Regions from separate parts of the Mus musculus genome. Here region 2 is linked to region 1. The links are chromatin loops, found by intact Hi-C in ENCODE. Cell type or tissue: left cerebral cortex. All regions are shown on one strand.

Evidence for each region. Hi-C counts contacts between places; a loop is a spot of excess contacts. Peaks named below come from ENCODE experiments on the same cell type or tissue, not always from the same donor. Only the 100,000 strongest peaks of a DNase experiment are listed, where the experiment ranks them.
Region 2: a loop joins it to region 1, with 6 times the contacts of the local background. A loop is called at or near these places in 25 of 42 quality-filtered maps.

What each region holds. Positions count from the first base shown.
Region 1 is chr15:8,378,273-8,386,272 of GRCm38, reverse strand. All of the region lies in intron 1 of Nipbl (NIPBL cohesin loading factor), which reads left to right. Among named protein-coding and RNA genes, the nearest start is that of Nipbl, 62 kb to the left of the region's middle. In left cerebral cortex, a CTCF peak has its summit at 3,883 (motif pointing left); a DNase peak (open chromatin) is centred at 3,860.
Region 2 is chr15:8,581,625-8,589,624 of GRCm38, reverse strand. It overlaps Gm46508 (a long non-coding RNA gene), which reads right to left and starts at 6,982. Exons shown (of 2, transcript XR_001781606.1): 1 at 6,560-6,982. In left cerebral cortex, no CTCF peak of the experiment used is centred here; no DNase peak of the experiment used is centred here.

The sequences.
Region 1 (8,000 bases):
AGGGCCTTGGTATGTAGTCAGGTTATCCTTGAGCTTTTGTTCTTCTGCCACTCCTCTGCCTTCCAAATAACCACTCCACAAAAAAACAAAAAAAAAAAAAACAGTTAAAACTTGAATGTAGAAAACGTGGGTAACAACAAGAGCCTACTGACAGGAGCCTGATACAGCTGTCTCCTGCAAGGCTCTGCCAGTGCCTGGCAAATACAGAAGTGGATGCTCACAGTCATCCATTGGAAGGAGCACAAGGTCCCCAATGAAGGAGCCAGAGAAATACCCAGGGAGCTGAAGGGGTTTAAAGCCCCAAAGGAGGAACATCAATATGAACTAACCAGTACCCCCAGAGCTCCTTGGAACTATACCACCAATCAAAGAAAACACATGGTGGAACTTGTGGCTCTAGCTATATATGTAGCAGAGGATGGCCTAGTGGCCATCGGTGGGAGGAGAGGCCCTTGGTCCTGTGAAGGCTCTATGCCCCAGTATAGGGGAATGGGAGTGGGTGTGTTGGGGAGGAGGGGAGGAGATAGGGGATTTTCAGAGGGGAAACTAGGAAAGGGGATAACATTTGAAATGTAAATAAAGAAAATATCTAATAAAAAAAGAAAGAAAACATGGGTAAGAGCAATTAAAGAAAAATGGAGATTAGTCAAGATCTACATACATTATAGATCACAAGAATCAGTATTATAAACATATCATTTGTATTCTAATTAGTAGGTATACAGTTTATATAGATCAGTAGTTCAGTAAACCTTTCAGAAATTGTCAAAATGGGCCTGGCGTGGTGGTGCATGCCTTTAATCCCAGCACTTGGGAGGCAGAGGCAGGCGAATTTCTGAGTTTAAGGTCAGCCTGATCTACAGAGTGAGTTCCAGGACAGCCAGGGCTACACAGAGAAACCCTGTCTCGAAAAACCCCCAAAAAAGAAAAGAAAGAAATTGTCAAAATGATTATAATTTATTTGTAGATAAAACAGAAAAACTGAAATTAATTTTATACCTCACATTATGTAAAATACAAAAACAGTGGGAGATATTAAATTAAAGTTCATATTAACTAGAGAATATGAACTTAAATATGAAGTTCATATTAACTAGAAAGTTCTTATAACACCAAGAAGTACTACTTATAAAACAATAGATTGATGAATTAGACTTCATCAAATTAATATTCAGTTCTTCAAAGACATTAGTTGAGAGAATGAAAAGCTGAACAAAAAGCACAGAGAAAAGATCTGCAAATATTTATATTTGAAGTTTAATACAGGGCTGGCGAGATGGCTCAGTGAGTAAAAGCACTCACTGACTGCTCTTCTGAAGGTCCTGAGTTCAAATCCCAGAAACCACATGGGCTCACAACCATCTGTACAACTACAGTGCTCATATACATAAATAAATCTTTTTTAAAAAGTTTTATACAAACTGTTCTCAAAGTCTGTATCTAGCCTCCACTCTAGATTTACACTTAAACACACACACACACACACACACACACACACGAAAAATAGGCAGTTGAAGTGTGTAGAAATCAGAGTTGTACGTACTAACTGGAGTTAGCAGCATAGAAGTGCTGATTTGTTTGTTTTTTAAACTGTAGCCTGAAGGAGATCTCTAGGGGAATGAGGGCAGGAAGATGCAGAGGAGCAAAGTAGGAATCCAGGAGGAGGGAGGGAGCATGCACAGTCTGTACTGTTGTTTTGGGAGACGAGGAAGAGAATGGTCAGTTGTAAATGTTGGGACAAGTGATGAGGGCCTGCGGCTTGCTTGTTCATTGAGTTAACAATGTCGTTTTGATGACTGACTGTTGTGAGGCATTTGGAGAAATGGTGTGAGTGAATATAGAAATGTTCAAGAAAAGTTGAGATGAGGATAGACAGCTGAAGAACCTTGTGAAAATAAATAGGACTACTAAGTAGTAATTGGGGGAATCAGGTTTTTGTTTTGTTTCATTGGGAATATGGAACATTAATACCAGGTACATATGTCTTGCTGATTAGAATGATTCAGTAATAAGAAAAATTGTACAAAAGGCTTGCTTGAATGGTATCTTTAGATCAGAGAGAGAGAGATTATGTGCATGCAATATATGATGGTTTTGTGCATAGTCTGTAGTCTTTCAAAGTTTTTTGGGGGGTGAGGGGTAATTTTCTTAATGATGTTAAATGTATATGGATGTTTTGCCTACATGCATGTCTGTACACCTTGTATTTGGCTGGTGCCCATGGAAACTAGAAGAGGGAATTAGGTCCCTTGGAACTGGAATTAAAGATCGTTTTAAGCGTCAATGTGAATACTGGGAATCAAACATGGGATCTTTTGGAAGAACAACCAATGTTTTTAACTGCTAAGCCATTTCTTCAGGCTTTGATCTTATTTCTTTTTTTTTTTTTTAAGATTTATTTATTATTATATGTAAGTACACTGTAGCTGTCTTCAGACACTCCAGAAGAGGGGGTCAGATCTTGTTATGGATGGCTGTGAGCCACCATGTGGTTGCTGGGATTTGAACTCTGGATCTTCGGAAGAGCAGTCAGGTGCTCTTACCCACTGAGCCATCTCACCAGCCCCTGATCTTATTTCTTTAACTAAAATTTACTAAAATATCTGAATCTGATCCCATTTGTTGTCCCAGTAAGATGTATTAATTAATGAACTGTGTACAAATCTGTGCCATATTATGATCAAAAATCAAAGTAGCCAGTTTCTTGTAAAGGTTTGTAAGTCAAAGGTGGGCATGACAGTGCTTTCTTGAGTTAAAAGTTAGCTAGGGCAGATATTGAGAATCTGCCTCCAAAATATAAGAGGGAGGGGGAGGTGAGAAAGGAGGATCTTTTTTTTTTTTATTGATTATTTTACTTATTTACATTTTAAATGTTATTCCTGCTTCCTGGTTTCCCCTCCACAAGTCCCCTATCTCACCCCTCTCCCGGCTTCTATGAGGGTGCTCCCCTACCCACCCACCCACCCACTCACTCCCGCCTCACCGCCCTAGCATTTTCCTCATTGGGGGATCAAGCCTTCACAGAACCAAGGGCCTCTCCTCCCATTGATGATAAGGCCATCCTCTGCTACATATGGGACTAGAGCCATGGATCCCTCCATGTGTACTCTTTGGTTGGTGGTTTAGTCCCTGGGAGCTCTGGGGGGTCTAGTTGGTTGATATTGTTGTTCTTCCTATGGGGTTGCAAACCCCTTCAGCTCCTTCAGTCCTCCCCCTAACTCCTCCATTGGGGACCGTGTGCTCAGTCCAGTGGTTGGGTGCAAGCATCCGAGTCTGTATTAGGCTCTGGCAGGGCATCTCAGGAGACGGCCATATCAGGCTCCTGTCTGCAAGCACTTCTTGGCATTGGCAATGATGACTGGGTTTGGTGGCTGCATATGAGTTGGATCCCCAGGTGAGGCAGTCTCTGGATGGCCTTTCCTTCAGTCTCTGCTCCATTCTTTGTCCCTATATTTCCTTTAGACAGGAGCAATTCTGGGTTAGAATTTTTGAGAAGGGTGGATGGCTCCCAGGATCCAACAGGGATGAGATTAGCTGAAACAACAAAGGGGAGAGTGAACCTGTAAAGACCATATCCAGAGGTTAGGCATGAAAAGGGAATGACTCTTAAGACAGCTAGATGCCACCACAAGGCTAAGACTACTTGTAATTTAATATTAATACAGAAGTTACTGTATATCTAAGTTTTTCTTAATTTTGCATGCATCAAAAAAAGTTTCGCTGTGTGAGTGCTTAAACAAAACATTACACACTTCATCACTTCTTGCTTTCTAATGATGTTGAGTCATCAGTTTGGAAAAAATTGGCCAACTTTCCTCACAGTAGTTTATTAAGTTTTTTACTTTCCCACTTACAATAGTTGAAAGTGTGCCCTCTTGTGGCGTTCTTAGATTGCAGATTATCATTCAAGCAGGTTTTGCTTCAAACCTGAGAGTTAAGTCTTTACTGTTATACTTTTAAAACTGGAACTTAATTCGAAAGAAATAAAATAGTGGCTTTATTTTATACTTCTAATACCATCTCTGTTTAAGAAACCTTTTACAGTAGTCTTAATTAGGGGGTGCAGAGCACATATTTCTTTTGCAGTATTAAAAGGACAAATTATTTTTATGTTGGGGGGAAGATAGACTACCAAACTAAACTGTAGTAGCACTTTGACACATCTTCTATGAAATCTTTGTAATTTAATTTAATTTCTTATCATTTTGAGACAGGGTCTCATGTAGCTCTGTGTAGCAGAGGGCTTCTTTGATTTCCCAGTTTTAGTATGTGCTTACTATACCCTATTTTTGAGGTGCTAGGGACGGAATCCTGGGCTTCATGCATGCTCATCAATGGTTCTACCAACTGAGCTACATCCCAAAACTCCACTCTATAAATTTCAAAGTTACTCTGGGATTCAAGACTAGTTTTTCCTGATGTAGTTTGTATGTTTATATATTGAGATGGCCAGGCTTTTGTCTAGCTACTTGATCCTAACTATATTCAGCTATAACTATTTAAAGTCAGTTCACATGAAATAATTGGGGGGGGGGGTGTCAGGAAAGCAAGTGTTTATTATTTTGTTCCTTAGCAAGCACAACTTCTTTTTAAACTGCTCTTGGAAAACTGACAATCCCAACCTGACTTGCTTAGTGGTAACTTTTCCCTCTATAATAAGTTCAGTAGCGTAAGTGTACGCTTCTGCGTTGTGTCTGTACAGTTCATTATACATAGTAACATAAAGCTACATGGTTTAGGCATATATACATAAACATTCTCAGTATGTAGTGTGGTGATTGCAGGGAGCTACTAAAGGTAAAGCAGGTGTCCCAAATAGCTCTGTCCCATTTTATACTGTTGTTACTTCATGATGGTAATTGGGAATTCTAGAAAAGCAAAATGTTGGAAAGGAAATAGATTTTCACAGGAGGTGCTGATTGATAACTTTGATGTTGAGCTAGGATTTGAGAAAGATCTGTTCATCTGCGATGAGTAAAATGCGAAAAAGAATCCGGTCTTGAGTAGTAGATGGGAAGGAGAATCTGAAGGGAGACTCTTGTGACTCGTGTGAAATGATCACACAGTGCAGGGTAGATTTACTTACTTACCTCTGCACCTTGTTTTCAAATGGACTTGAGGCCATTTATAAAATTAAACATAATATTAACTAGAGTAATCAAATATATGAGGGTGTATGTGTGTGCCTGTGTGAGTCCTGCCCATACAGATGTGTGTGAAGACCAGTGGTTGATAAAGGGATGTCTTCTTCAAAACTTGTCCCCACATTTTGAAGCAGGATCTCTTAGTGACCTTTGAGCTTGCCATTTAGACTTTGCTTCCTCTTCCCTCCAGGATCTGCTCACCTGTGCCTGTCCCAGTGCTCGGCTTCCATGCAGACAGACAGCTTTCCAATTCAGCCCTCTCCCTCGCCCTAACTATGCTAGCTTTCCTACACCCCCCCCCAAATTTACATTAACAAAGAAAAACATCAATTACTTAAATAGTCCATATTTATGAATTTTGGATCAAAGATGAAAATAATGTTATATAATGACATAGCAGTGACGATTTTGAAGTACAGCGTCAGACATGTGTCTATTCTTCAGCGAGGCTCTAGCAGTGTAGTGTATTGTCGTATCCTTGCATCCTTGCTTTATAGCCTTTTTCATGCCCAAGAATATAAAATTGGCTTAGAAATGCCTTTATTCAGGCTAATTGTGGCACCAGAGGTCTGTAATCCTAGCACTTGCTGAAGCAGAAAGCTTGTTGAATTCAAGGCAAGCCTGGGCTGTATAAGGAGATCCTATCTTCAAAATACATAAATAGGTAGGTAGGTAGGTAGGTAGGTAGATAGATAGATAGATAGATAGATAGATAGATAGATAGATAGATAGATAGATAGATATCTTAAGCATGAAAGAAAAGGAATACTCAAGTTCAGATCCTAACTCTTGTAGCCATAACTATTCAGGTCCTAAGACTTAAGTTTTCATCTGGAGAATAAAGATAATCATTATGATAACCTTCTTATGTTATAATTGGGAAAGATACATATATGTGCCTGGCAGGTAAGAAGTGCTTAAAAACAGACGTCCTTCTACACTGTTCCTTCACTTCCTCTAGTTTCTGCTTTTGCAGATTTATCAGCCTTTATCCAAAATGCTTGGTGTCAAAGCTGTTGTGTATTTCAATGTTTGAGTGTGGTGTTTTGTTTTGTTTTGTTTTAGTTTGGGAATATTTGTATATACGTAGTGAAGTACTTTGAGGATGAAACCCAAGTCTGGTCATAAAATTCATTATGTTTCATACACCATATGCACAAAGCCTGAAGGTAATTTAAGGAGTATATTTTTATCTTCCTGTGCTTTACCTATTTAGTCTGTGTGTCTATGTATGCCATGCATATGTGCCATAGCACATGTGTGGAGGTCAGAGAAAGCTCTGTAGAGTCAGTTCTTTTTTTTTTTTTTTCTACTGTTACACAGGATCAAACTCAGGTTGCCACAGGCTCAGAAAGTTATTAGCCCAGATACATCTGTGCTGTCATTGTCACTCACATGATGTCAGGGATGGAATTGTAGCATCATGTCAATGCTGAAAAAGCTCCAGTTTTTTGGAACATTCTGTATTTTTATCCTCTGTTATGTATAGATTACTTACTGAACTAACCCTTATGGGGGTGAGTTAGTTATTTTTGTGGTGCTGGCATTGGTTGTACTAAGGCCTTGGGCGGGCTAGTCAATAACTCTGCCATTGAGCTAGCATAGTGATAATTCTCACTAACTTGTCCATTTCTTAATTACCAGCTTCGTACTTTAGAAATCTCCAGTTAAATATCATGTTGATATTTTAATCTAGATTATTTAAGTCCAAAATTGGACCACTATTGCATACTAACACTGTAGTTCTCTCACAGAACCTTTTGTTTTCATTCTCTCTCATTATTACCCACTCTTCCTTTTATTATTATGTTATTCTTAAGTGAAATTTTGAGATAGTTTATAGTAAGGGTATGGACAGGAGAGAGTCAACATTGTATGATATATTCTTGGGGGCTTTTCTTTCTGACCATATGCTGTGGTCAGCATGTTTGTTGCATCCTTCATATTCTAGCTAGGATTCTTTAACATGTAGTACAGTTCCTTTTGTTTGCCTAGCATAAGACACAAAATTGATATTGAATACTTTATCATGAAGGACCAAATAGTATAGACATGTCTGTTGTGCTGGATGCCATGTGCAACTCAGGAAGTACTTGGATAGGTTTGTGGGAACTATTGATCAAATCTAACTTTTCTTTAAAAAAAAGATTTATTAATATATTTGTCCATTTCTTAATCACCAGCTTTGTACTTTAGAAATTTCCAGTTAAATATCACATTGATATTTTAATCTAGATTATTTAAGTCCAAAATTGGACTTTATGTGACTGTAGTTGTTTTCAGACACACTAGAAGAGGCCATCAGGTTCTATTACAGATGGTTGTGAGCCACCATGTGGTTGCTGGGAATTGAACTCAGGACCTCTGGAAGAACAGTCAGTGCTCTTAACCTCTGAACCATCTCTCTCTCCAGCCCCCAAATCTAACTTTTAACTGCCCATTCAACAACATTAGAAAAAGAATGTACCATATTTGTATGTGTGTATGTATGTATATAAATATTGATAGTTTGAGATAACATAACAAGCAAGGTATAGAAAATTTATAGTAAATAGCAATACACTTTTATTGAAACTTACTGCATGCCAAGGACAAACATGAGTATTTACATCTTTATATGTATTAATTCATCTCATTTCTCACAACAAAATTAAAACAATTACCTGTCTTTTATAGAGATAAGGAGTTGAGGCACAGAAATATTAAATAATGTATCTGTGGCTGTCCAGCAGAAGGGTTTAAATAGCCCAGTTTTTTTCTTCTTTGACTATGTTGTGACAATGTTAATTATACATTTCAGTTATGTAAAATGTTCATGTGTTTGATAGCCTGGATTTGGCTTCTGCTATATTAACT
Region 2 (8,000 bases), 200 kb before region 1:
CCGAATAAATAGAGAGTTCTAGGACAATTGGGGCTAAGAAACCCTGTCTCAAATATACATGTGTTTGTATGTATGTGAAATATAGATATATAGTTATATATAATAACATATATAATTCAATTGTATGTATTATAATTGAAAATAAAAAGGAGCCCAGAACATGTGCAGAATGCCTTCAACTCTTCTGCTCATTTTTCTGGATTTTCTAGTTCCCACTCTTTTTTTGGTTTTTTCAAGACAGGGTTTCTCTGTGTAGCCCTGGCTGTCCTGGAACTCACTCTGTAGACCAGGCTGGCCTCGAACTCAGAAATCCGCCTGCTTCTGCCTCCCAAGTGCCGGGATTAAAGGCGTGCGCCACCATGCCCGACAAGCTCCCACTCTTTATCACAAGCTCCAATGAGGCTGTACAGCAAGTAGGGCGTCTGAACAAGGGCTGGCTCCCAACCCCAGTTTTTCTATGTGATAATTTCACAATCTCCAGAGAGCCTTGGTTCCCTCACTTGTAGGACTAAAGCAAGTCGGAGCTTGCAAAACCTTTCATGATGTGTAAGGCTGTTCTGATAAAGCCCCCAAACACATTCAGGGTGATCACTTCAAGGCTGGCATTTAAGGGGATCACATGGAAGGTCCATGTTCACTAAGATGAAAAAAAAACAAAAACAAAAAAACCTACCACAGGCTGGAGAGATGGCCCAGCAGTTAAGAGCACTGACTGCTCTTCCGAAGGTCCAGAGTTCAAATCTCAGCAAACCACATGGTGGCTCACAACCATCTGTAATGAGATCTGATGCCCTCTTCTGATGTGTCTGAAGACAGCTACAGTGTACTTACATATAACAATAAATAAATCTTTGGGTCAGGGCGACCAGGGCCAGAGCGAGCTGAGGACCTGAGTTCGATTCCCAGCAATCACATGATGGCTCACAACCATCTGTATAGCTACAGTGTACTTGTATACATAAAATAAATACATAAATCGTAAAAAAGAAAGAACTGCCGGGCGTGGTGACTCACACCTTTAATCCCAGCACTTAGGAGGCAGAGGCAGGCAGATTTCTGAGTTCGAGGCCAGCCTGGTCTACAGAGTGAGTTCCAGGACAGCCAGGGCTACACAGAGAAACCTTGTCTTGAAAAACCAAAAAAAAAAAAAAAAAAAAAAAAAAAAAAAAAGAACTACCATTATTCCTACAGTAAAGACAAGGAAACTGTCATATATGTCAGACGTCACACACAGAGCTAATAAATGGTAAGAAGACCCATGTTATTTTTACTTTCCACACCGCCTTCCTGTGGAGGGCAGACAGAAACTATGCTTACATTAACTGAAATGAGAAGGCCCACCCTATATATGAGACATAAGAGAAGAATCAGTTCTGCTTTTTGCCTGCTTGCTTTGAGTCTTGTTCAGGTGTTCATCTACCCTACTGCTGCTACTGCCATCCTTCCCTGAGCTTCTTCAAACTTCCAACGTGGACTGAAGACTAGTGACGCTCCAGAAATCATTCTCCAGCCCTTCAGGGTTAGATTAGGACCAAGCAGACACCCATTCGCTCAGACTGAACAACCTGCTGGGTCTCAGTTTCTCCAGTGTGAAGACAGCAATGTTGGACTACCCTGCCCGTATTGAACAAGCCAACCTAATCTAGGTCCTGTTAATATATCGTCCTTCTATTGGGTCTGTTCCTATAGAGAGCCCTGACTGATACAGCTCCCAGGACCTGCGTGAGGAAACTGATGAATGTGCTTCCAAAGCAGGTTCTAGGGGGTCGGGGGATGTGAAACACAATTTGCTTTGAAACATCAAAAGAACTTTACAAAACAAATAATTGTTATCTGCATTATTGCTATCAACCCCACTATGATCAGATTCATCAGAAGTCGAGCAGGTCATATGGTAGCAATGCACACGAACTGTAATCCAATCCCATATATAAATTATATATATATATAATCCTCAAAGAAAAGTAACCATTCTGAGGAACAGGCAACCCATCAGTTACCGAGCTAGGACAAGGACTGAATGGAGGCTCTGAGACACGATCACAGGTGGTCCAGGACCTAGAAGGTAGCCAGCCACACGTGGGTGAAAAAGGACATGCACGGAGTGATGGGGTCGCAGGAGCCTGACTCTGCTGACAGCGTAAGGTTTCAGAAGGGGTTTCACGTAGCCCAGAGACTCCTGGGAAGTCTGAACCCCAGGTGGCCTTAGCCCTGGAACCAAAGAGAAAGATGTTTACTGCTTGTCTCTGAGCCGGCCCCCATCACAGCTCCTTGTAATCGGGATTGCCTTTGTCCCTGCCGTACCAGTAGCTCCCTCGGTGACTCTTCACAGCCTCAAATCAAAAAGGCCCAACACCCTCCTTCTCCAGCACAGGAAGAGGCCTTGCCAACATCTGTCCTGAAGCATCAACGTCAACTGCTTTGGGCAGCAGCACCCCCAGAGCCCTGGGCTCAGTGTGTTCTTGTTGCACAGGCAGTGGGAAGCAGAGGCCTGCTGCTGCTGCTCCAGCAGGCCAGACAGAAGCTAATTACAGCAACCTGAACCTGCCGTGACTAACATGCTTATTTAATTTCAAATGTTTGTTTGTTGACCTACAGAAATCAAATATAGCGGCCTCCTGGGCCAGGCCTCTTCTGGGGCCCTGGGAGTAATGTCTGTGTGCAGAGCAATTACGCAGGCCCGGGTCTAGGCAGGGGTTGGGTTGCGTGGCAATACCTGGAACGGAATCCGCTTGGAAAGATGTCAATTCTGTGGGGAATGTGGTTCAACTTGGGCATGACATAAAAGGCAGGAAGCAGTTCGTGGAGAGGCCATGGCCAGTGAAGTCTCTCCAGCGTGGTTAATTTCTGGAAACGTTGATCGCTTCCTTCACCGAGACCCCTCTCTGTTTCATGTCCTCTGCACATTAGCACATCTACCCCATCTGGCTCTGTGACACAAGTTGGTTTTCCTTCCTTCCTTCCTTCCTTCCTTCCTTCCTTCCTTCCTTCCTTCCTTCCTTCCTTCCTTCCTTCCTTTTCTTTCTTCCTTTCTTTCTTCCTTCCTTCCTTCCTTTCTTTCTTTCTTTTTATTTTTGCTTTGTTTTGTTTTGTTTTTCCAATTTCAGGTTAAAAAAACAAACGCTGAGCCTCTAAATACTTAAATAACTGGCCTGTGGTCATGTGGTAAGAGTAACACAGGTTCGGGACTTTTAACTCAAAAATCCAAAATCTGAAAAGCACCCCAAATTGAATTTTTTTTTTTTTTGAGTCCTGATGATGATATCACAACTGGAAAATTTCACACCTGATTTCATGCGGTCACTGTAACAATACAGGCACAGTGAAAGTGTTCTGTAAAATGATCTGCAGGCTATGCAGACAAGGTGTATAGAAATCAATGGAATCTCATATTTAGACTTCAATCTCATCCCCAAGATATTTTGTTACGAGTGAGAACATTTTTTTTTAAAACATGAAATAATTTTAGCCCCCAAAATTTTGACTGAAGGACACTTGATCTCCATTTGTAGAAATTCTTCAGAAACACAACATAACTTTTTTTAAATGTGTTTTATTTAAAGATGTATTTATTTTATTATGTATATGAGTACACTGTAGCTGTCTTCAGGCACACCAGAAGTGGGCATCGGATCCCATTACAGAGGTTGTGAGTCACCATGTGGTTGCTGAGATTTGAACTCAGGACCTCTGGAAGAGCAGTCTCTTAACCACTGAGCCAGCTCTCCAGCCCACCCCCCACCTACACACACACACACCATAATTTTTAACTAAGCACTTAATACAGGATCACTCAGTATTATGTTAGTCCTCACTAACTCTGTGAGGCGAAGATTATCATTAACCCGCTTCCTAGACAAGGAGACTGAGGAACTGGGATAGTAAGTAAGTTACCTAAGAATAAGAGATTCAATATGCTTAGCCTCCCTCCTGCAGCCAAGCCTGGAATCGCTCGGCAGAGCCAGTGCCTGTGAACTAGATTTTATAAAATCATACAATGTGGAACTATGATTCAAACCTCGCCTGCCTGGCTTCAGCGCCTAGACTTCTCTCCAGCTCAAGGTCATTCAAGTCTCCTGATGCTACTGTTGTCTGAGAGGCAGCAAGAGCTTTCGAGCCCACAGTGCATCAGACGAGGCTGCTCTAATCCAAGTGCCATCTAAGCAAGCCTCGAACATAACTAGGAGGAAACGGGCGTGAGAAAGTCAGGGCTAAGACTACACATCTGTGACATCACTCAAGTACCCCAGTGGCCTGGTGAGAGTTCATCCAAACACAGGAGCTTCAGTGATGAAGAACGGTGTTAATGACAGCTAATGCTTACTGAGCTCTGTTAGGTACACGACATTGTTCAAAGCCCCAACATGCCTTCTTCGATCTGTTATGTTCCCATTTTATAGACAAGACAACTGAGGCTCAAAGCAAGGTCAGAAGCCCTGACAAAGGTGCTCAGAGAAGGAGCAACATCAGACTGGAGTAGGTCTCACCTTAGAACCCCCAAGCCAGATACTGTCTACCACTAAAATAGCAGGGTGATGGGAACTCAGTTAATGTCCGGTTTGTTCAACTTAGTCACCTACAAAATGAAGTCTATTCATTCCTTTCCTTTACAATGAGTATGAAGTGTAATAAGACAGATCTTTTTTTTTTTTTTTTTTAATGTCAAAGAGACAGATGTGGTAACTCATGTTTTTGATCCCAGGACTCAGAAGGCAGAGGCAGGAGGATCTCTGTGAGTTTGAGACCAGTCTGGTTCACAGAAAGACTCGTCTTTAAAAAAAAAAATTTAAAAGTATATAAAAAAATTAAAGCTGTTACTAAACGAAGAGGCAAACATTTTTTTAAAGACACATTTTTTGATATTTATTATGATCAGATTAACTCACAAAATGTCAAATGGAAATCTGATTGACACACGCATGCGCACCACGCTCAATAGCCTATCATTAAAGGAAGAGTCTTCTCTGTCAAGAGGTGTACAGGTGTGTTTCCTGAATAAAGGAAATCTGAAGGCACACATCATGCACTGTGACCCCCTCTGCTCTCAACAAACTGTCTTTGCTCCTAAAAACAATTTCCACAAGAGTTCATAGGACTAGAAACAGCTCTTGTGAATTCGGCAGATGCTTCCTCAGTCAGTCATGAGTTACAGGGCAATTTAGAAGCAGTACCAGGGTCTTCACCACCAGAGAGAGGGGCTTTTCCCACCAGCACCCTCATCCCCAATAGGGAAAAAAAAGTTCACGTGAATCCAACAGCTTCGAGCAAAACTCAGAAAATACATTTAACCCAGATTTGTTTAGATTGGAGTCACAATTTTAAGAGGAAAAAAAATGCTAGAAATATTTCTTCACAGTCAGTTCTGTGTGTTTCCATGTTCATCTTGTTATGAACAAAATAAATGTGGACTAAAGTCCACATATTTAGCTGTTCTGTGTGATGGGTTTATTACTCCATACGCTGCTAAGCCCCAGAGACTGCCATTTAATTAAATGCAGAGAAGTATTCATGGAGAGATTTCTAATTTACCGTTTCTATGCCAAGAGTCTCAGAGGTCTCATTTCCGTTTAGAAAATTCTACTGCCGCAAAAAGAGGGATTAATGAAATTAACCGGCTTCTAGCTTTCCTAAAACTGAAATGTATTCCTCTGCGAGCTCTGGGATTAGGGCATAGGTCAAAAGTGCACCCTCTCTACCGGGAAACGCTCTCCTCTATGGCCCTGAACACACACCCACCAACCACATTTTTTAATTTTAAAATTCCATACAAAGATATCGCAGAGCTGTTGGAACCGCAGCACCCAAGCTTCTCAGGACCCTGTGTCTCCAGCCCCCTCTGCAGAGAAACTTCTTTGAGGTTCACTTTCAGATTTAGAAAAAGCATCCCACCCATCATGGGGGCATATGACAGCATTGTCAGCTTCAGGAGACATTTCTGACTTCTGGTTCTCCTGTGAGCTTTCTTGTCTTTCTATAAAAAGGCCAAAGGAATGTCTAGCTTCAGAGATACAGTGTTGAATACCTTAAAACAGAAAATGAGGCAAGGTCCCCACTTCTATCCTGGTCCTAACAGTCTCATTCTTATAGTCTAAGGGACTAACGTCTTAGGTTTGGGAGGGAGGGGGTTGGTTGGTTGTTTTGTTGTTTGTTTTTATTTTTGTTTTTGTTGTTGTTGTTTTTAGGAGTTTTTATTTAGTTTTAAAACTGGGACTCACTATGTTAACACTGGCTGGCCTGCAACTTCCAAAGTAGACCAGGCTGTTCTCAAACTAATAGAGATTCTCCTGTGCTTGCCTCCTGAGTGCCGACACAGTCTTTTGAAAGGCTTAGTTTCTGAACAAGTTTGTTCACCAATTGTTCTATCAACCAAAGGGCTTTGTGTTAGCAGCCAGCCTGCCTACAAACTGCAGTTATTACTGTTTCAAATGATCACCTTTGAGGTCTTCTGATCCTGTGACCTCGCCAAGTGGCCTCTATTCTTAGGGTCACCCGTCCTTCCTGCCCCCCACCTTTGCTTCACACAGTGCCTTTCCTCAGTGAGGGCTGCATCATATCTTACCTGATCTGCCGTCATCTCCTCAGAAAGATCGTCTCCCCACCACACGGAGAGCTTTGCATGCACCGGAGAGGCTCCACTCAGAAGACTGCAGAAACTGGTCACTGCCCTGAATACCCTTTGATCTGCTTGAATCCCAAGCACCAAATGGTGACTGCCATCTGCTTCTCCAAACTCATCCTCCAGGACACCCTTATCCCTCCCTGAGCTTGCCAGCATCCCAGGCCTCAGTCCGGAGATGCCAAATCACCCTCCTGACTGTCAGAATCCTACCTCCATCTTTTCAAATGTTACCTTCTTCCTGCAGTGGATTCAGACCCCAACTTATTATTACTTATTCAGACTTATCCCTTCCAACAAGCATCCCCGGAGGTAGGAGCTGTTTTCTTGTACATCCGCACTGTGTTTGACCCCTCCCATAAGAGCCACTTCTGGCCTGGTCACGAGCTAGCTATGAATTTGCCCAAGCACCTCATCGGAGCACATTCAAATGTATATTCTTAGGACAATGTCCTGATCATATGCAAATACTCAGCACATATTAGTGACTATAGCCATGGGGGGGGGGGTAGACAAAATATGTTTGTTCTGCCTTTGAGAAAATTTGGGAGATTTTTTTTTTTAATTATCACATTTTTAAAGAAAATATTAGGACAAAGTGGTATGCTGAATGGTTTAATAATATATAACATTCCAAATAAAATGTTAGCCAGTGGAGCCACCTTGCCCATAATAGAGCCAGAGCCAGCAGATTTGACATTTCTAATGTATAACATTGTCAGTGTGAGTGTGGTCTTTTAATATAGCCCACCCCTCCACAGCCAGCTTTGGGCTGCCCCTCCTCAATCCTTTGTCCTTTTTCTCTGTGGCTTTTCTTTATTCTCTCTCTCTCTCTCTCTCTCTCTCTCTCTCTCTCTCTCTCTCTCCCTTTTAAACTCAAGTTGCTACTGAGTTTTTGGCACTTAGAAATCCATCACTTTAAAAAGGGAGGACAACAGTAATAAGCAGGTCCAGATTTGTGTTCAGTGCCCAAAAAAAAAGAAAAAAAAAAGCAATTTTTCCACTTTAATCGGATCCATCCAAATGGCCAGTCCAATGTGTAACATATGTCCAGCCAACTGGCTGGAGTCCGCGCATTTCGTTTCTTCTGTAGATTAATGAGATTATGGCATTGTTAAAAAAGAAGCAGAAAAATGCTAATTTGACATCTACTATGATATACTTTACAGTTTGGGGGCTTTCTGCATTTTAAGACACTTTTAATTACTTTGTTATGCTGTGCCAATGAGGACCATATGCCCAATTCTTGTCCCACCACGGCTGTCTTCACAGTCACCTGCGCATTCCCAGGCTGTGCAGACGACAGAGACCTTGCTTACTGTAGCCCCTGCTAGAAAAAGAAGAAGGCGGGCTTCTCCTTTACCTGTGCAGGGGCCCTGTGGTT